Linked DNA regions of Homo sapiens: region 2 is linked to region 1. A link is an interaction called in ENCODE POLR2A ChIA-PET data of the cell type or tissue named here. Cell type or tissue: PC-3. All regions are shown on one strand. Links, peaks and the distances in the headings refer to the core of each region. The heading gives the core; the rest is flanking DNA.

Evidence for each region. ChIA-PET counts read pairs that join two places held together with the same protein. Peaks named below come from ENCODE experiments on the same cell type or tissue, not always from the same donor. Only the 100,000 strongest peaks of a DNase experiment are listed, where the experiment ranks them.
Region 2: POLR2A ChIA-PET joins it to region 1 with 6 read pairs; 4 of 35 experiments call an interaction of 5 or more read pairs at or near these places.

Annotation. Positions count from the first base shown.
Region 1 is chr15:41,036,017-41,038,516 of GRCh38, reverse strand. All of the region lies in intron 24 of INO80 (INO80 complex ATPase subunit), which reads left to right. Among named protein-coding and RNA genes, the nearest start is that of INO80-AS1, 20 kb to the right of the region's middle. In PC-3, for the core only: no CTCF peak of the experiment used is centred there; no DNase peak of the experiment used is centred there.
Region 2 is chr15:41,098,190-41,114,445 of GRCh38, reverse strand. The region is part of intron 1 of INO80 (INO80 complex ATPase subunit); the gene reads left to right. It also overlaps the pseudogene CYCSP2. Among named protein-coding and RNA genes, the nearest start is that of INO80, 10 kb to the left of the region's middle. RefSeq lists a silencer at 7,649-7,849. In PC-3, for the core only: no CTCF peak of the experiment used is centred there; a DNase peak (open chromatin) is centred at 10,015; H3K27ac peaks cover 638 bases.

The DNA.
Region 1 (2,500 bases), core at 1-2,500:
GATTGTGAGTACAGATTAAAAAGAGAAGGCAGAAGCCCAGTTGTAAGGATTTTTAGGGAGAAAGATCCTGGTTAGGAGGTGTAGAGAATGAGTATTGAAGTGTGACAGTTAAAAAGTAAGGTATTTCAGGAGGGGAGTTTGGTTTAAGTGAAAGTTGACTTTTTTAAGAGAAAAGAGTCTTGCAGATTTCACAACGAAAAGGGAAGATGTCGGGTGCAGTAGCTCATGCCTGTAATCCCAGCACTTTGGGAGGCTGAGGTGGGCGGATCACCTGAGGTCAGGAGACCAGCCTGGCAAACATGGCAAAACCCTGTCTCTACTAAAAATAAAAAAAACTAGCCAGGCATGGTGGCCTGTGGCTGTAATCCCAGCTACTACGGAGGCTGAGGCAGGAGAATCACTTGAAAACGGGAGACGAAGGTTGCAGTGAGCTGAGATCATGCCACTGCACTCCAGCCTGGACGACAAAGCAAGACTCCATCTCAAAAAAAAAAAAAAAAAAAAAGAAAAGGGAAGAGGGGCAAGAGAGGCATTTGGTGGGGGTGCGCAAGTTGGTTAACTACACTTTTTTTTTGAGACAGAGTCTTACTCTGTCGCCCAGGCTAAAGTGCAGTGGCACAATCTTGGCTCACTGCAACCTCTGCGTCCCGGGTTCAAGTGATTCTCCTGCCTCAGCCTCCTGAGTAGCTGGGACTACAGGCGTGCACCACCACTCCAAGCTAATTTTTGTATTTTTAGTAGAGGTGGGGTTTCGCCATGTGGGCCAGGCTGGTCTCGAACTCCTGGTCTCAAGTGATCCTCTCGCCTCGGCCTTTCAAAGTGCTGGGATTACAGGCGTGAGCCACCACACCCAGCCCAACTATACTTTTTAATAGGATGAAAAACTCTTGTGAATACTGGCAGGCTGTATAATTAACAGAAAGCTATTTCTCTGCCACAAAGAATGTTTTAAAATGTCCAGAACAACTAACACTAAGCTTAACATTATTTTATTTAATTAATTAATTTTTTTGGAGATGGAGTCTTGCTCTATTGCCCAGGCTCGAGTGCAGTGGCACGATATTGGCTCACTGCAACCTCTGCCTCCTGGGTTCAAAGTAGTCTCCTGCCTCAGCCTCCCAAGTAGGACTGCAGACATGTGCCAACACGCCCGGCTAATTTTTGTGTTTTTAGTAGAGATGGGGTTTCACCATGTTAGCCAGGCTGATCTCGAACTCCTGACCTCAGGTAGTTTCCCACCTCAGCTTCCCAGAGTGCTGGAATTATAGGCTTGAGCCATCGTGCCCGGCCTTAAGCTTAACATTAAAAAAAAAAAAAGTCCTATTAAGTGGTTCTCTTTCTCTCTCTTTTTGTTCTTTTTTCAAGTGAGAAATCAATCTATTTTTAGTTTTTGTTTTGTTTTGTTTTGTTTTTTGAGATAGAGTCTTGCTCTGTCACCCAGGCTGGAGTGCAGTGGAGTGACCTTGGCTCACTGTAACCTCCACCTCCCGGGTTTGAGCGATTCTCTTGCCTCAGCCTCCCAAGTAGCTGGGATTACAGGCATCTGCCACCACACCTGGCTAATTTTCGTATTTTTAGTAGAGAGACGGGGTTTTGCCATATTGGCTAGACTGATCTCAAACTCCTGATCTCAAGTAACCGGCCTGACCTCAAGTAACTGGCCTGCCTCGGCCTCCCAAAGTTCTGGGATTACAGTCGTGAGCCACCGTGCCTGGCTAAAACCAATTTAAATGTTTGGACATTTTATATAATTCATCTTCCCTTTGTGGTCTGGTTATTTTGGGCACTTTTAAGGTTAAATAAGTGTTTGCTGAATGACCTAGTGAATAATGGCACATTATATTAATGCACCAGTATTAATATTAATAACAATATTGGTGGATTGGTACTAATCTTTGGAACATGGTATGTATTAATCTGAGGGAATGTCTTCTAGCCTAAAATTAAAAGTACAGTTTTACTCTTAATATTTTAAATAGAATTTTGTGAAGAGCACTAACTTCTAGGGGTTTAGGGAAAGTGGGCAGGATAGGTAATCTGTTTGATCATTCATTGATCTTATTGCACTTAGTTATTTTTGCCCTGCATTTGATCTGAGAACTAGAGGTGACACGTTCCTTGGGTAGTAAGGAACACCAGAGAGAAGTGAATCTATAGAAACTTGCAATAGAGGTTGCTAATGAGCTCAACTATGGATTTTAGCCCCTGTAGTAGTAGTTATATAACATGTTATCTTAAAACCTAGAGACTAAAACAATAAACACTTGATATCTCACACTGTTTCTGTTGGCTGGGAACTTGGGAGCAGCTTAGCTATGTGGTTTTTTTGGGTTTTTTTTTTTTTTTTTTTTTTTTTTTTTCGAGAGAGAGTTGCACTCTGTTGCCCAGGCTGGAGTGCAGTGGTGCGATCTCGGCTCACTGCAACTTCCGCCTCCTGGGTTCCAGTGATTCTCCTGCCTCAGCCTCCTTGAGTAGCTGGGATTACAGGTGTGGGCCATCA
Region 2 (16,256 bases), core at 8,680-11,179, 67 kb before region 1:
TGAGCCACCGCACATGGCCTCATTTGCTTTTAATGCCAAATAATATTCTGTTCTAGTTGCATTTTATGTTTGAAATTTCCAAGCTCCTCCTCCTATAAAACAATTTGAGATCATTATGTGTGGTAAAAGTTGCATACCTTCTAGACTTTAAAATGAATGTTTTTTTTTTTTTGTTTTTTGAGACGGAGTCTGGCTCTGTCGCCCAGGCTGGAGTATAGTGGCGTGATCTCGGCTCACTGCAGCTTCCGCCTCCCGGGTTCAAGCAATTCTCCTGCCTCAGCCTCCTGAGTAGCTGGTATTACAGGCGCCCGCCACCACACCCAGCTAATTTTTGTATTTTTAGTAGAGACGGGGTTTCACCATGTTGGTCAGGCTGGTCTCGAGCCCCTGACCTCGTGATCCACCTACCTTGGCCTCCCAAAGTGCTGAGATTACAGGCGTGAGCCACCGTGCCCGGCTGAATTTTGTTTTTAAGGGATTGAATTCCATCATTTTAGCTTACTGTGTTCTTTTCCTCTACGTTTTATTTCAGTAGAAACCAAATCAATTTTTGAAAGTCTGTAAATTGTGATAGGAAATAATTGTAGTGAGCACAAATGTGATTAGAAAAGTTTATGACTAATAAAAACATTTTGAGTACATCAAGGTGGAAATGTGATTAAGCCAAAGCAACAAATCGAGAGCTATTCTGCTGGGCATGGTGTCTCAAGCCTGTAGTCCCAGTTACTCAGGAGGCAAGAGGATCACTTGAGTCCCTAGTGAGCTATGATTGTGCCAGCGCACTCAAGCCTGGGTGGAGAGCGAGACCCTGTCTCTAAAAACAAAACAAAACTAATTATAAGCTGTGGTGTTAGAGGTTCACTTAATGAAAGTTTGTTGGCCGGGTGCGGTGGCTCACGCCTGTAATCCCTGCACTTTGGGAGACTGAGGCAGGTGGATCACCTGAGGTCAGGAGTTCGAAACCAGCCTGGCCAACATGGTTAAACTCTGACTCTACCAAAAATACAAAAAATTAGCTGGGCGTGGTGGCGCGCACCTGTAATCCCAGCTACTCAGGAGGCTGAGGCAGGAGAATCGCTTGAACCCGGGAGGCGGAGGTTGCAGTGAGCCGAGATTGAGCCACTGCACTCCAGTGGAGTGCAACAAGAGCAAAACTCTGTCTCAAAAAAACAAAACAAAACAAAACTGGCTAGGGGATTTTATATGCCAACATACAAATTCACATTAAATAGGTTAGGCTTGGTGGCTCACACCTGTAATCCCGGCACTTTGGGAGGCTGAGCAGGCGGATCGTTTGAGCTCAGGAGTTTGAAATCAGCATGGGCAACATGGCAAAACCCTGTCTCTACAGAAAATACAAAAATTAGCTAAGCATGGTGATGTGCACCTGTAGTCCCAGCTACTTGGGATGCTGAGGTGAGAGGATGGCTTGAGCCCAGGAGGCAGAGATTGCAGTGAGCCGAGATCGAGCCACTGCACTCCAGCCTGGGCGACAGAGCCCGAGCTGGCTCAACAACAACAACAACAAAATACACATGAAATATAAACGCTAGGATGCAGTGGATTTTAGAGTGGACAAAGTGGGTTGGGGTTAATAGGAGACTAAGTTTTTGTAGGAAAACAGTTGAAAAGTTTTTTTTTTTTTTTTTTTTTTTTTTTGAGATGGAGTCTTGCCCTGTCGCCAGGCTGGAATGCAGTGGCACGATCTAGGCTCACTGCACCCTCTGCCTCCCGGGTTCAAGAAATTCTCCTGCTTCATTCTCCCAAGTAGCTGGGACTACAGGCGCATGCCACCACGCCTGGCTAATTTTTGTATTTTTAGTAGAGATGGGGTTTCACCATGTTTGGCCAGGATGGTCTCGATCTCTTGACCTTGTGATCTGCCTGCCTTGGCATCCCAAAGTGCTGGGATTACAGGCGTGAGCCACTGTGTCCAGCTAACAGTTGAAAAGTTTTAAAGTTGGATCTAACGTATCAAAATCTTGATATGATAGGCTATAGCATATAGAGAATGAGAAGGGCATAGGCACTAATATCAGACAACTCTTGTGAGTCAGTGAGTATGGTAGATACTTTATATATTATCATTTTAATTTTCTTGAAACTTCTTGGTAGTAATTCTCATTTTACAGATGAGAAAATTGAAACCAAGTTAAATCATATAGCCAGTAAATGACAGAACCACTATTCTATTTTTGTTATAGTCCTTCTGCCTTCCCCAAAAATATTTTGAAGAGTATTTTTGGCCAGGCGTAGTGGTTTCCACCTGTAATCCCAGCACTTTGGGAGGCAGAGGAGGGAGGATCACGTGAGCTTGAGGAGCTTGAGACCAGCCTGGTCAATATAGGGAGACCTCATCTCTACAGAAAATAAAATTTTTGGACTAGGGTGGCGTGTGCCTATAGTTCAGCTACTTGGAAAGCTGAGATGGGAGGTTTGGTTGAGCCTGGAAGGTTGAGGCTACAGTGAACCCTGATTGTGCCACTGCACTCCAGCCTGGGCAACAGAGCTATTCCCTCCAGAGCAAGGTTCTTAACATTTTTTAATGTATCTTGGACGGCTTTGTAGTCTGAAGACACCTATTCTGTTGGGTAAGAGGTTTTTTTTTTCCTCCTCCCCGCAAAAACGTTTTTTTTTTTCTTGAGACAGAGTTTTGCTCTTGTAGCCCAGGCTGGAGTACAGTGGCGTGATCTCAGCTCACTGCAACCTCCGCCTCCCGAGTTCAAGTGATTCTCCTGCCTCAGCCTCCCGAGTAGCTAGGATTACAGGCGTGCACCACCACGCCCGGCTAATTTTTGTATTTTTGGTAGAGACAGGATTTCACCATGTTAGCTAGGCTGGTTTCAAACTCCTGACCTCATGATCCGCCCACCTTAGCCTCCCAAAGTGCTGGGATTACAGGTGTGAGCCACTGTGTGGCCTGTTTTTGAAACTTCTTAGTGAATAAGATGGTTAAGGCTTAAGAACAGACCAGACCATTAAAAAAAAAATTCTTTTTTTTGAGACGGAGTCTCGCTCTCTCGCCAGGCTGGAGTGCAGTGGCGCCATCTTGGCTCACTGCAACCTCTGCCTCCTGGGTTCAAGCAATTCTCCTGCCTCAGCCTCCTGAGTAACCGGGACTACAGGCATGTGCCACCACACCCAGCTAATTTTTGTATCTTTAGTAGAGATGGGGTTTCACCATGTTGACCAGGCTGATCTGGAACTCCTGACCTCAGGTGATTTGCCTGCCTCTACCTCCCAAAGTGCTAGGATTATAGGCGTGAACCACCACGGCTGGCCTATTTTATTTTTTAAGCGTTAACTATTCTTTATTTGATATTACACATAAACCACACCCTAAAGTGCTTTTCAGTAAGTAAAAGGAACCATTTTAGTTACAAGGAATTCTAATTAGCTTGGCATAGTTAAGGCCAAAAATGTAGACATTGCTGCCTTATCTTCAGCCCTTGCCTTTAAGAGGCAAATAAACACAAAACACAGGTGAATTATGCTTGGTTCTGAGACAATGAAGGAATTTTGCCAGTATTTAAATATGCTCACATAACCAGTTATATAAATCTAAATATAAAATCAATCTCCAGTAGATTTTAAGATGGCATTCACCATCTTGATGAAAAGTTGAACATTACTAATGAAGTTCAATCATGTTTTTAGAAGGGGAAAACAGTGATATCATTTACTTAATTGGAATTACTGTTAAAATAAAAAACCAAGACCTTCATGGTAGCTCACACCTGTAATCTCAGCACTTTGGGAGACCAAGGCAGGCAAATCACTTGAGTCTAGGAGTTTGAGACCAGCCTGGGCAATATGCCAAAACCCCATCTCTACAAAAAATTAGCCGGGTGTGGTGGTGCATGCCTGTAGTCCCAGCTACTCTGGAGGCCGAAATGGGAGGATCACCTGAGCTCAGCAGGTCAAGGCTATAGTGCGCTGTGATCCTGCCACTGCACTCCAGCCTGGGTGACAAGCGAGACCCTGTCTAAAAAATAAAAGAGGCCGGGTGCTGTGGCTTCTTAAATCTGTAATCCCAGCACTTTGGGAGGCTGAGGCGGGTGGATCATGACGTCAAGAGATCGAGACCATCCTGACCAACATGGTGAAACCCCGTCTCTACTAAAAACACAAAAATTGGGTGAGTGTGCTGGCACGTGCCTGTAGTCCCAGCTACTTGGGAGGCTGAGGCAGTAGAATAGCTTGAACCCTGGAGGTAGAGGTTGCAGTGAGCCGAGATCATGCCACTGCACTCCAGCCTGGCGACAGAGGGGAACTCCATCTCAAAATAAAAATAAAATCCAGAAAGCCAAATATATTCATTTAACCACAGCCAGTTTTCTTTTTTTTTTTTTGAGACGGAGTTTCGCTTGTTGCCCAGGTTGGTGTGCAGTAGCACGATCTCAGCTCACTGCAACCTCTGCCTCCCGGGCTCAAGCAATTCTCCTGCCTCAGCCTCCCCAGCAGCTGGGATTACAGCCACCCATCACCACGCCTGGACAGTTTTTTTTTTTTTTGAGGTGGAGTCTCGCTCTGTCGTCCAGGCTGGAGTGCAGTGGTACTATCTCGGTTCACTGCAACCTCCATCTCCCAGGTTCAAGTGATTCTCCTGCCTCAGCCTCCTGAGTAGCTAGGACTACAGGTGTGTGCCACCATGCCTGGCTAATTTTCATATTTTTAGTAGAGATGGGGTTTCACCATGTTGACCAGGCTGGTCTCAAACTCCTGACCTCAGGTGATCCATCTGCCTCGGCCTCCCAAAGTGCTGGGATTACAGGTGTGAGCCACCGCACCTGGCATAATTTTTGTATTTTTAGTAAGATAGGGTTTCACCATGTTAGCCAGGCTGATCTCGAACTCCTGACCTCAGGTGATCCACCCGCCTCAGCCTCCCAACCTCCCAAAGTGCCGGGGTTACAGCCATGAGCCACTGTGCCTGGCCAGACATTTCTATTTTGTAATAAATACGGCAGTGGCCAATTACTCATTAGTACTTTTTTTGAAGTGCCTTACTCTGTCGCCCAGGCTGTAGTGCAGTGGGGCAATCTCAGCTCAGTGCAACCTCCGCCTCCCGGGTTCAGGCAGTTCTGCCTCAGCCTCCCCAGTAGCTGGAATTACAGGTGCCCGCCACCATGCCTGGCTAATTTTTGTATTTTTAGTAGAGATGGGGTTTCACCATGTTGGCCAGGCTGGTCTCGAGCTCTTGACCTCAAGTGATCCGCCTGCCTCAGCCTCCCAAAGTGCTGGGATTACAGGCATGAGCCACTGTGCCTAGCCATTAGTAGCTTTTTTGAGGTAAGCTATCAAATCTGCCCTTTCTACCTTATTAATGCTGGCAAAGATAATTTTTGTTCCAGGAATAGACTTCTTGGGATTCTCCAAATACTGTATCAGTGTATCCTCTCCCCAGGCAATGCTTTTTTTCTTATTGGCGTCTGTGTAAGTGAATCCAACAGCCTGACCTGTCTTCTTTCCAAAGAGACCGTGGAGATTTGGCCCAGTCTTTTGCTGGCCTCCCTCTTCCATGATGTGGCACTGGGCGTGCTTCTGAGCACACATATTCTTGTTTTTCAACATCACCCTTATTTAATTATCTGTTTTGTACAAAGGTTCCGGTTCTGAGGATGGACGTCCTGCTCTATCAGTGTCTACTTTATAGTGTTGTTAGATATAAATGAGGCAATCCATGTGACGTACTTAGTACCATTCCTGATACATAATGTTTAATAAATGCTATATATGATTAGTCGAATTGAACCCCCATTTTACAGTGGAACTAGTGAGACCCAGAGTGAGTAGCTGCCTGTCCTAGTCTATTTGTGGCTTTTCTTTTTTTCCTTTTTTTTTTTTTTTTTTTGAGACGGAGTCTCGCTGTGTCCCCCAGGCTGGAATGCAGTGGCGAGATCTCGGCTCACTGCAAGCTCCGCCTCCCGAGTTCATGCCATTCTCCTGCCTCAGCCTCCCAAGTAGCTGGGACTACAAGCGCCCACCACCACGCCCGGCTAATTTTTTGTATTTTTTAGTAGAGACAGGGTTTCTACTGGTGTTAGCCAGAATGGTCTAGATCTCCTGACCTTGTGATCCGCCTGCCTCGGCCTCCCAAAGTGCTGGGATTACAGGTGTGAGCCACCACGCCCGGCCTATCTGTGGCTTTTCAATGGATTCAGCTCACAGCTCTTGACTTCATCTTCTTTCTTACCATGCTGTTTCCACTGAAAGTTGTATCATTTAATTCAGTTAAAGTTACTGCTTGATAAAAGTATTCTGTTTGATACTGTAATGGTGGACACATGACATGTCAAAACCCATAGAACTTTACAGCACGAAGAGTAAAGTTTGTTTATTTTTTGAGACATAGTATTGCTCTGTTGCCAAGGCTGGAGTGCAGTGGTGTGATCTCGGCCCACCACAACCTCTGCCTCCCGAGTTCAAGCGATTCTCCTGCCTCAGTCTCCCTAGTAGCTGGGATTACAGGCATGCACCACCATGCCCGGCTAATTTTTGTATTTTTAGTAGAGATGGGGTTTCACTGTGTTGGTCAGGCTGGTCTCAAACTTCTGACCTCGTGATCCACCCTCCTTGGCCTCCCAAAGTGCTGGCATTACAGGCGTGAGCCACCATGCCCGGCCTATTTATTTATTTATTTATTGAGACATAGTCTCGCTCTGTTGCCCAGGCTGAAGTGCAGTGGCATGGTCTCAGCTCACTGCCACCTCTGTTTCCCAGGCTCAAGCAATTCTCCTGTCTTAGCCTCCTGAGTAGCTGGGATTACAGGTGCCCACCAGGACACCCAGCTAATTTTTATATTTTTAGTAGAGACAGGGTTTCACCATGTTGGCCAGGCTGGCCTCGAACTCCTGACCTCAAATGATCCACCCTCCTTGGCCTCCCAAAGTGCTGGGATTATAGGCATGAGCCATCACACCTGGCCTAGTTAGTTATTTTTTAATGACAGAGTCTTGTTCTGTCACCTGGGCTGGAGTGCAGTGGCACCATCATGGCTCACTGCAACCTTCATCTCCTGGGTTCAAGCAATTCTCCTGCCTCAGCCTCCGAAGTAGCCGGGATTGCAGGTGTGTGCCACAATGCCTGGCTAATTTTTGTATTTTTAGTAGAGATGGGGTTTCACCTTGTTGACCAGGCTGGTCTCGAACTCCTGGTCTTGAACTCCTGGCCTCAAATGATCGCCTGCCTTGGCCTCCTGAAGTTCTGGGTGTGATCTGCTGTTCTGGGCCTAAGAGTAAACTTTAATGTATGCAAATTAAAAAAAATTTTTTTAGAGGTCAAGGCCTTTCAGGCATGCAAATCTTGACAGGAGAAACTAACTGTATCACAAATGTGTGAAACAACCTTGCTAAACGGGAGGAAGGTGCTGATTTAAGTAACTTTGGAAATGAGTGGAATCTGTAAGACAAAAGGGACTGTACATAAGCGTTATACTTTAATTGATAAAGTTACATTCCGAAGGGGCAGAGGTTAACAATTCTGATACTGGTTTAAAGGAATCAGTACTGATTACATAGGTAACTACAATTGAACAGTTAAGTAAATGGATGGCAGGAGGCAGGCTTTTCACTGTTGGAGTGGAATTTACAGATAAGCGAGGCAGGAGGCTAGAATAATCTTTGTGGTAATGGATTCAGGTTGGAGATACCAGTACAAAATAGTTCCATGTTTATATGTAGAAATATTTATAGATATATGTACATACTTGAGTTAATATACACAAATATATTTCCATTCATTGTCAGCTGAGAGTTGAAAGAAACAACACCTAGGAGTGCACCTAGTGCCCAGATCTTGGTTTCTTTTTTTTTGTTGAGACAGGGGTCTTGCCCTGTCACCCAGGCTGGAGTGCAATGGCATGCTCACTGCAGCCATGACCTTCCAGACTCAAGCTATCCTCCCACCTCAGCCTCCCAAATAGCTGGGGCTGGGACTACAGGTATGCCACTATATGAGTTTACTGTATGCTCACTGTATGAGTTTACAGAGTTTAACTGTGTGCCACTATGCACAGCTAATCTAATTTTTTTCTTTCTTTCTCTTTTTTTTTTTTTTTTTTGAGACAGGGTCTGGCCCTGTCACCCAGGCTGGAGTGTGGTGGCATGATCTCAGCCCGCAGCAACCTCTGTCTCTTGGGCTTAAGCCATCCTCACACCCCAGCCTCCCAGGTAGCTGGGACTATAGGTGCTCGCCACCACGTGTGGCTAATTTTTGTATTTTTCATGCAGACAGGATTTCGCTATGTTGCCCAGGCTGGTCTCAAACTCCAGAGCTCAAGTGATTAGCTTCCCAAAGTGCTGGCATTACAGGCATGAGTCACTGCGGTTGGCCAAAGTTTTCTATTTTTATAGAGAGGTGGGTCTCCCTATGTTACCCAGGCTGGTGTTGAACTCCTGGGCTCAAGCAGTCCTCCTGCCTCAGCCTCCCAAAGTGTTGGGATTACAGGTGTGAGCCAACACACCTGGCCCCGGATCTTAGTTTCTAATATTATTCTCCAATAAAAGAAACTAGTGCTCCTTGGAGAAATGGTTGATTCTGTGATTGGGGCAGGAAATATACATAAGATGAACCTTGAGTATCTTGTTGTGCCAAAAAATAAGGAAGTGCTCTAAAAACAACAACATTTCACGTTAATGGGTTATGTCGAAGGAGCAAAGGAACCAACTGAAAGTTTCCAGTGGCCAAAGCTGGAACAATTTGAGTAGCAAAATTAAAGCAGAATTGGATTATGACCCATAGTATAAAATAAAGTTTTATATTGATATAAACAAATGATTGAATAAATTAAAATTCTCCTTGAAGTACTCCAGTGGCATAGTTTTATGTCGTAGGAGCCTCTAATTTGCTGGAAGTACTTCATGCTTGGAGTACTTAATCTTGTGGGGCTTTGAAGTCACACTTCTTGGATTCCAATCTTGGCGCACTTCTGTTTGTATGATCTTGGGCGAGTTAGTTAAGCTCAGTTTCTTTGTATGTAAAATGGTGGTTGTAATAGTATCTGCATCATATAAGGTTTAAATGAAAATGCAAACACATATGAAACATTTGGCATATAAATCTCAGTAGAATGGGTGAGCATGTAGCCTCCTTACTAAGTATTTGAGAAAATAGGGACATTTGGATCCCCACTTGGAATTCTTTATAATGGAGGTGCCCCCCCAACCCCCAAGCTTTTTGCATAAAGGATAATGTTTAACATTTAAAGAAGTGTTTATCAACCACCTGGTTTGATGTAAACATATCTCCTTGTTGATTGTTAGACCACATAGTTAATAGAGTGAAAGTAGTTACATTTGCTCTTTATGTAATTATCACAGATATGACTGACTTAAATATCTACAGTTTGAAAAGCAGGATCCAGTTAGTGTACAGTTCAACTCATGCTTATTTGCAGATGGTTTGTCTTTGGGATGAATTACCTGAACTTTGATTTTCAGACTTCTTTGAGGAGCACAGTTCTACATAACTTGTCTGTTACTACCCACACTGGTTAAGTGTATCCACTCCCATAATGAAAACTGACTTTTAGTATAGTAAAATTAAATATAAAAGTGAATTTTGTACAGAATACATAATTCTGTACAATATAAATACTGATAAGTTGGCCGGGTGTGGTGGCTCACACCTGTAATTCCAGCACTTTGGGAGGCCAAGGCAGACAAATCATTTGAGGTCAGGAGTTTGAGACCAGCCTGGCCAACATGGTGAAACCTCGTCTCTACTAAAATACAAAAAAAATTAGCCAGGTGTGGTGGCTCATGCTTGTAATCCCAGCTACTCGGAAGACTGAGGCAGGAGAATCCCTTGAATCTGGGAGGCGGAGGTTGCAGTGAGCCAAGATTGGACCACTGCACTCCAGCCTGGGAGAAAGAGCAAGACTCCCCTTTAAAAAAAAGAAAAGAAAAGAAATAAGGGCCTGGCAGTAACTAGAGAGTACAAAGCAATCAGCCCAGGATTACTCATGAACACAGCTCAGGAAGTCTGATATATGTGGGTATGATTCTGAAGCATACATTTACCATTAACATGAAGCTGTTGGCAGGGCAGCTGAAATATGATCAGAGTTCGGATTCAGGATAATGAGCCAGAGTTCAGGGTGTGGAACAGGCTATTCAATGAAGAATTGTTCCAAAAACATATTGAATAGTTCTTTCATCCTTAGCAATACAGTATGAGCCTCTGGTCAGATGAATTTTATTTTATTTTATTACTTTTTTTTTTTTTTTTTTTTTTTTTGAGATGGAGTTTTGCTCTCATTGCCCAGGCTGGAGTGCAGTGACCGCAACCTCTGCCTCCTGGGTTCAAGTGATGCTGCTGCCTCAGCCTCCCAAGTAGCTGGGATTACAGGCATGCACCACCACACCTGACTAACTTTGTTGTATTTTTAGTAGAGACGAGGTTTCTCCATGTTGGTCAGATGGCTGGTCTCGAACTCCTGACCTCAGGTGATCAGCCTTCCTTGGCCTCCCAAGGTGCTGGGATTACAGGCGTGAGCCACTGCGCCTGGCAGTCAGATGAATTTTAAAGAGCCTCTTTGCGCGAAGTGAGACAGGTCTGATAGGAAGTTAAGAGACATTTTAAAGGAACTCTTAATTTGCCTGGAATGTGGGGAAGTAGTAAAAGATTAAATTGTAAAAAGTAACTCAAAACCAGATGATAAAGGTCTTTAAATTTCAGGCTGAAGAATTTAGATTTTATTGAGTTTTGGAAAACTATTGAGGAACTAATGGCATAATCAGAATGATGAATTTGGGCTGGGCACAGTGGCTCACACCTGTAATCCCAGCGCTTTGGGAGGCCGAGGCAGGTGGATCACTTGAGTTCAGGAGTTTGAGACTAGCCTGGCCAACATGATAAAATCCCGTCTCTACTGAAAATAGGAAAAATTAGCCGGGCGTGGTGGCGGGCGCCTCTAATCCCAGCTACCTGGGAGGCTGAGGCAGGAAAATTGCTTGAGCCAGGGAGGCGGAGGTTGCAGTGAGCTGAGATCGCGCCACTGGACTCCACCCTGGGTGACAAAGCGAGACTCTGTCTCAAAAAAATATAAAACAAGAACGATGATTTGGGAATACTGATCTGGAAGTATCTGCATAGATGAATTAGAGTGAGAAGAACCTGGAGGTGGGAAAGTCAATTAGGAAGCAGTAGTCTAGGTGTGAGGCTAAGAAGCTAAATGAAAACACTGATAATAGGAAGAAACTGACATATTCCAGACATTATTCCCAAAGAAGAATTAACTACACATTGGGACTCACTGCATGCCAGGAGAGAAGTAGAAGGGGGTGTAAAAAATGATTCATAGATTTTGAGTCTGAATAATTGTTATATAAATAGGAAAGACAGATGAACTAGCTGCTGTGGAGGCATATGAGAAGTTTGGGTTTGTAGGGGCTAGAAAACATCTAGAAAGCCTTTCTAGAAGCATCTAGAAATGTGGATTGTATGCTGTGCAAGTTGAGAGCCAGAGGGTCAGTCATACAGCAGTGTTAATTGAATTCCTGGTAGAAGATGAGATTTTCTAAGGCGTAGGAATAGATGACAGAACTTTGGTGTACTCCGCATTTAGAATAAAGTTTCAGTCAAGGAGTTAAGGAATAGTCCAAGTTTTCAAAGATTATTAAATAGAGTATCCAAAAGCAAGAGTCACTCAACAATATCAACTTCATTCATTCTGATAAACAGTGGTTATCAGAGAGCATGGTTCTCAACTGTATCAGACCCAACTCTCCTTTTTTATTACAAATATTTTATAATACACCCTTTTTTTTTCCTTTGAGACAGTCTTGCTCTGTTGCCCAGGGTGTAGTGCAGTGTGCACGATACTGGCTCACTGTAACCTCCGCCTCCCAGGTTCAAGCGATTCTCCTGCCTCAGGCTCCCAAGTTGCTGGGACTACAGGCAAACCCGCCACCACACCTGGCTAATTTTTGTATTTTTTAGTAGAGATGGGGTTTCACCATATTGGTCAGGCTGGTCTCGAACTCCTGATCTCAGGTGATTGCCCGCCTCGGCCTCCCAAAGTGCTAGGATTACAGGCATGAGCCACTGCGCCTGGCCTAATATGCCCTTTTTAAAATCCTGAAATGAAATCTATAGGTAATATATAATTTTAAAAAGCAGTATGATGCCCTAATTGTAATATATTGGGGAAACATAAATAAAGTAACTTACACAGTATGTACTTTAAAATGCAAATGCATGGGCATGAACCCATAATAAGTGACATAAGACATAGTCGTATCTTCTTTTTTTGAGATGGAGTCTTGCTTTGTTGCCCAGGCTGGAGTTCAGTGGCACAGTCTTGGCTCACTGCAACCTCCACCTCCCAGGTTCAAGCGATTCTCCTGCCTCAGCCTCCTGAGTAGCTGGGACTACAGGTGCGTGCCACCAAGCCCAGCTACTTTTTTGTATTTTTAGTAAAGGCGGGATTTCACTGTGTTAGCCAGGTTGGTCTCGAATTCCTGACCTTGTAATCTGCTCGTCTCAGCCTCCCAAAGTGCTGGGATTACAGGCATGAGCCACCATGCCCGCCAAGAAATAGTCATATCTTTTGTACTAGTATGGAGAATCACCTTGACTAAGAGTTACAAATAGGCCGGGTGCGGTGGCTCACGCCTGTAATCCCAGCACTTTGGGAGGCCGAGGTGGGTGGATCACGAGGTCAGGAGATCGAGATCATCCTGGCTAACACAGTGAAACCCCGTCTCTACTAAAATACAAAAAAACTTAGCCAGGCGTTGTGGCGGGCGCCTGCAGTCCCAGCTACTCGGGAGGCTGAGGCAGGAGAATGGCTTGAACCTGGGAGGCGGAGCTTGCAGTGAGCAGAGATCTCGCCACTGCACTCCAGCCTGGGTGACAGAGCAAGACTCTGTCTCAAAAAAAAAAAAAAAAGTTACAAATAAAGTCTGTTTGTGTTGGTGACTCAAATATCACAGCAAGTAAGAGGAAACTATTGAGCTAAGGTGAAATAAAAGAGGATGGAATGATTTGCTCTTCAGGCTCTTCCAAGATGAGCGGGGAATGACTTCAGCATTTTGAGGAAGAGGGAAAAAAGATTTGAAGTAATCTTGGTAGAGAATGAGAAACAATTGGTAGAAGGTGGGTAAAAGGGTTATTGAGAATTATCAAGTGTTTTGCTGAAGTTGGACGATAACAGATGGGTCAGGTTGATGGCCATGCAGTTTCCTTGTAGGGAATAAGAGACAAATGAGGAGATGAAAGTGGTTATTGCAGCAGCAGCTTTTAACATGCTAATCAAGACTAGGCTGAATTGAGAGGCCAGCAATCTTAAAAGGTGATTAAGAAATGATTGTCAGCCGGGTGGGTGGCTCATGCCTATAATCCCACTACTTTGGGAGGCTGAGGTGGGTGGATCACTTGATGCCAGGCGTTTGAGACCAGCCTGGCCAACATGGTAAAACTCCATCTCTACTAAAAATACAAAAATTAGCTGTGTGTGGTGGGGTGCGCCTGTAGTCCCAGCTACTTGGGAGGCTGGAGGTGAGAGAATCACTTGAACCCAGGAGGCGGAGATTGTAGTGAGCGGAGATCACCCCATTGTGCTCCAGCCTGGGCGACAGAGGGAGCCTCTGTCTCAAAAAAAAAAAAAAAAGAAAAAATTGTGAATGGTAGTAATGGTTGCACAACAATGTGAATGTATATAATGCCACTGAAGTGTACACTTAAAAATGGTTAAAATGGTAAGTTTTATGTCTTTTGCCACCATAAAGAAAAAAATTGAACACTTAAAAAATATAACTTGGTTCTCCAGATGTCATCATAGGACTTCTTGTGGAGAATTTTGTGCTTACAGCACCTTTTTTTGGTGGTATTGTGGACATAAGGGAATTCATTGCAGCTGTCATTTCAGCCATCAGTGGTGATATGCTGCAAAGATGATTTCTGGGATGAATCAGTTGACAGGACTGATGTATACTGGGTGTCAAAAGGGAGCATATATTGAGGATTGTAAGACTAGAAGTTAACTGTGATCTTTCTTCAACAAATTGTTTTTGATTTCATACTCACATAGGTACTGAGGAATAAGTTTTGAAAATATTCCATTCATTGGCCGGGCACAGTGGCTCACACCTGTAATCCCAGCACTTTGGGAGGCCGAGGCGGGCGAATCACGAGGTCAGGAGATCGAGACCATCCTGGCTAACACAGTGAAACCCCGTCTGTACTAAAAATACAAAAAGTTAGCCTGGCGTGGTGGCAGGCGCCTGTAGTCCCAGCTACTCGGGAGGCTGAGGCAGGAGAATGGCGTGAACCTGGGAGGCAGAGCTTGCAGTGAGCCGAGATTGGGCCACAGCATTCCAGCCTCGGCTACAAGACTTTGTCTCAAAAAAAAAAGAAAAGAAAATATTCCATTCATTTCGAATCACTCCGTATTACTTGGTAGTCATACCTCCTTAATTAGTGTCATTTTCCTTATCAGGTAAAATAACTAGAGCATGGATTAATTGTTCTGTAATAAAAGCTTGGGATGGAGCCAAGCAGAGTAGTTTTACATTTATACATGTATCAAGATGAATTATTTGCTGTTCTCTTAAGGGAGTTTTGTTGTATTTTAAAAACCAATTTCTTTGAAATCTTCTGGAGTGGGTGGGTACACGTTAGGTCTCATTTTGAAAAGGTGAAATTTAAAGTTTTTTTTTTTTTGGATAGTCTCACTCTGTTATGCAGGCTGGAGTACAGTGGTGCGTTCATGACTTACTGAGGTCTCAACCTCCTGGGCTCAAACCATCCTCCCTCCTCAGCCTCCCAAGTGGCTGGGTTTACAGGTGCATGCCACTACACTCAGCTAATTTTTAAATTTTTTTGTAGAGACAAGGTCTCGCCATGTTACTCAGGCTGGTCTTGAACTCTTGGGCTCAAGCTCTCCTCCTGCCTCACCTCCCAAAGTGCTGGGATTACAAGCTTCAGCCACTGCTCCTGGCCAAAAGTATTTTTTAGCATTCTTTTTTCTTTATATTACCAAGACTGACAATTTACAAACTATGAAATTCACATAATTTAAATAAAATATACAGTTCAGTATATTTTGAATATATTTTTGGTAGATTTACAGAATTGTGGAACTATCGCCACAATGGGAGTTTGGAACATTTTTTTTTTCCCTTTTTCTTTCCCTCTCTCTCACTCTCTTGTTGTGTGTGTGTGTGTGTGTTTGTTTTTTTTTTTTTTTTTTTTTTTTTTTTTTGAGACAGGGTCTTACTCCAGGCTGGAGCACAGTGGCACAATGATAGCTCACTGCAGCCTTGACTTCCTGGGCTTAAGCAATCCTCTCACCTCAGCCTCTTGAGTAGCTGGCACTACAGGCACGCATCACCATACTTGGCTAATTTTTAAATTTTTTGTAGGGACACGGTCCTGCTATGTTGCCCAGGCTGGTCTCAAACTCCTGGGCTCAAGGGATCCACCCACTTCAGCCTCCTAAATGTTGAGATTATAGGTGAGAGCCACTGTGTCTAGCCTGTCTTTTTTATTATTCTAGTGGGTATGAAGTAGTATGGTGCTTTAATTTTAATTTATTAATATTTAGCATTTTTTCATGTGTCTATTAGCTAGTCATACATCTTTGTTGGTAAAATGTTCAAAATCTTTTGCTCATTTTTAAATTGGGTTATTTATCTTATAGAGTTGTAGGTTTTATGTGTACACACTGACAAACAACTGTGTAAAAAAAAAGTTGTATATGTGGATACAAGACCTTTATCAGATAGATGATTTGCAAGTATCTTCTAGTCTGTGGCTTGTCTTCATTTTCTTTTTCTTTTTTTTGTCACCCAGGCTGGAGTACAGTTGCAAGATCATGGCTCACTGTAGCCTCAACCTCCTGGGCTGTAAGTGATCCTCCCACTTCAGCCTCCCGAATAGTTTGTCCAGAGGCCTGTGCCACCATGCCCAGCTAATTTTAAATTCTTTTGAAGAGATGAGATCTCACTGTGTTGCCCAGGTTGATCTTGTTTTCCTGGGCTGAAGTGATCCTCCCACTTCAGTCTCCCAGAGTGCTGGGATTACAGGCATGAGCCACTGTGCCTAGTTTGTCTTCATTTTCTTAATGATATATTTTAAAGTGTAAACATTTTTAATTCGCATGGGCTAATTTTTGATCTTTTGTGCTTTTGATTGCATATCTAGAATTTTTTATGGTCAGTCATGAAGATTTTCTCCTGGTTTTTCTAGAAGTTACACTGTTTTAGATAGGAAAGTTATATTAGAAAATTGTAAAAAAAAGAGAAGACAAC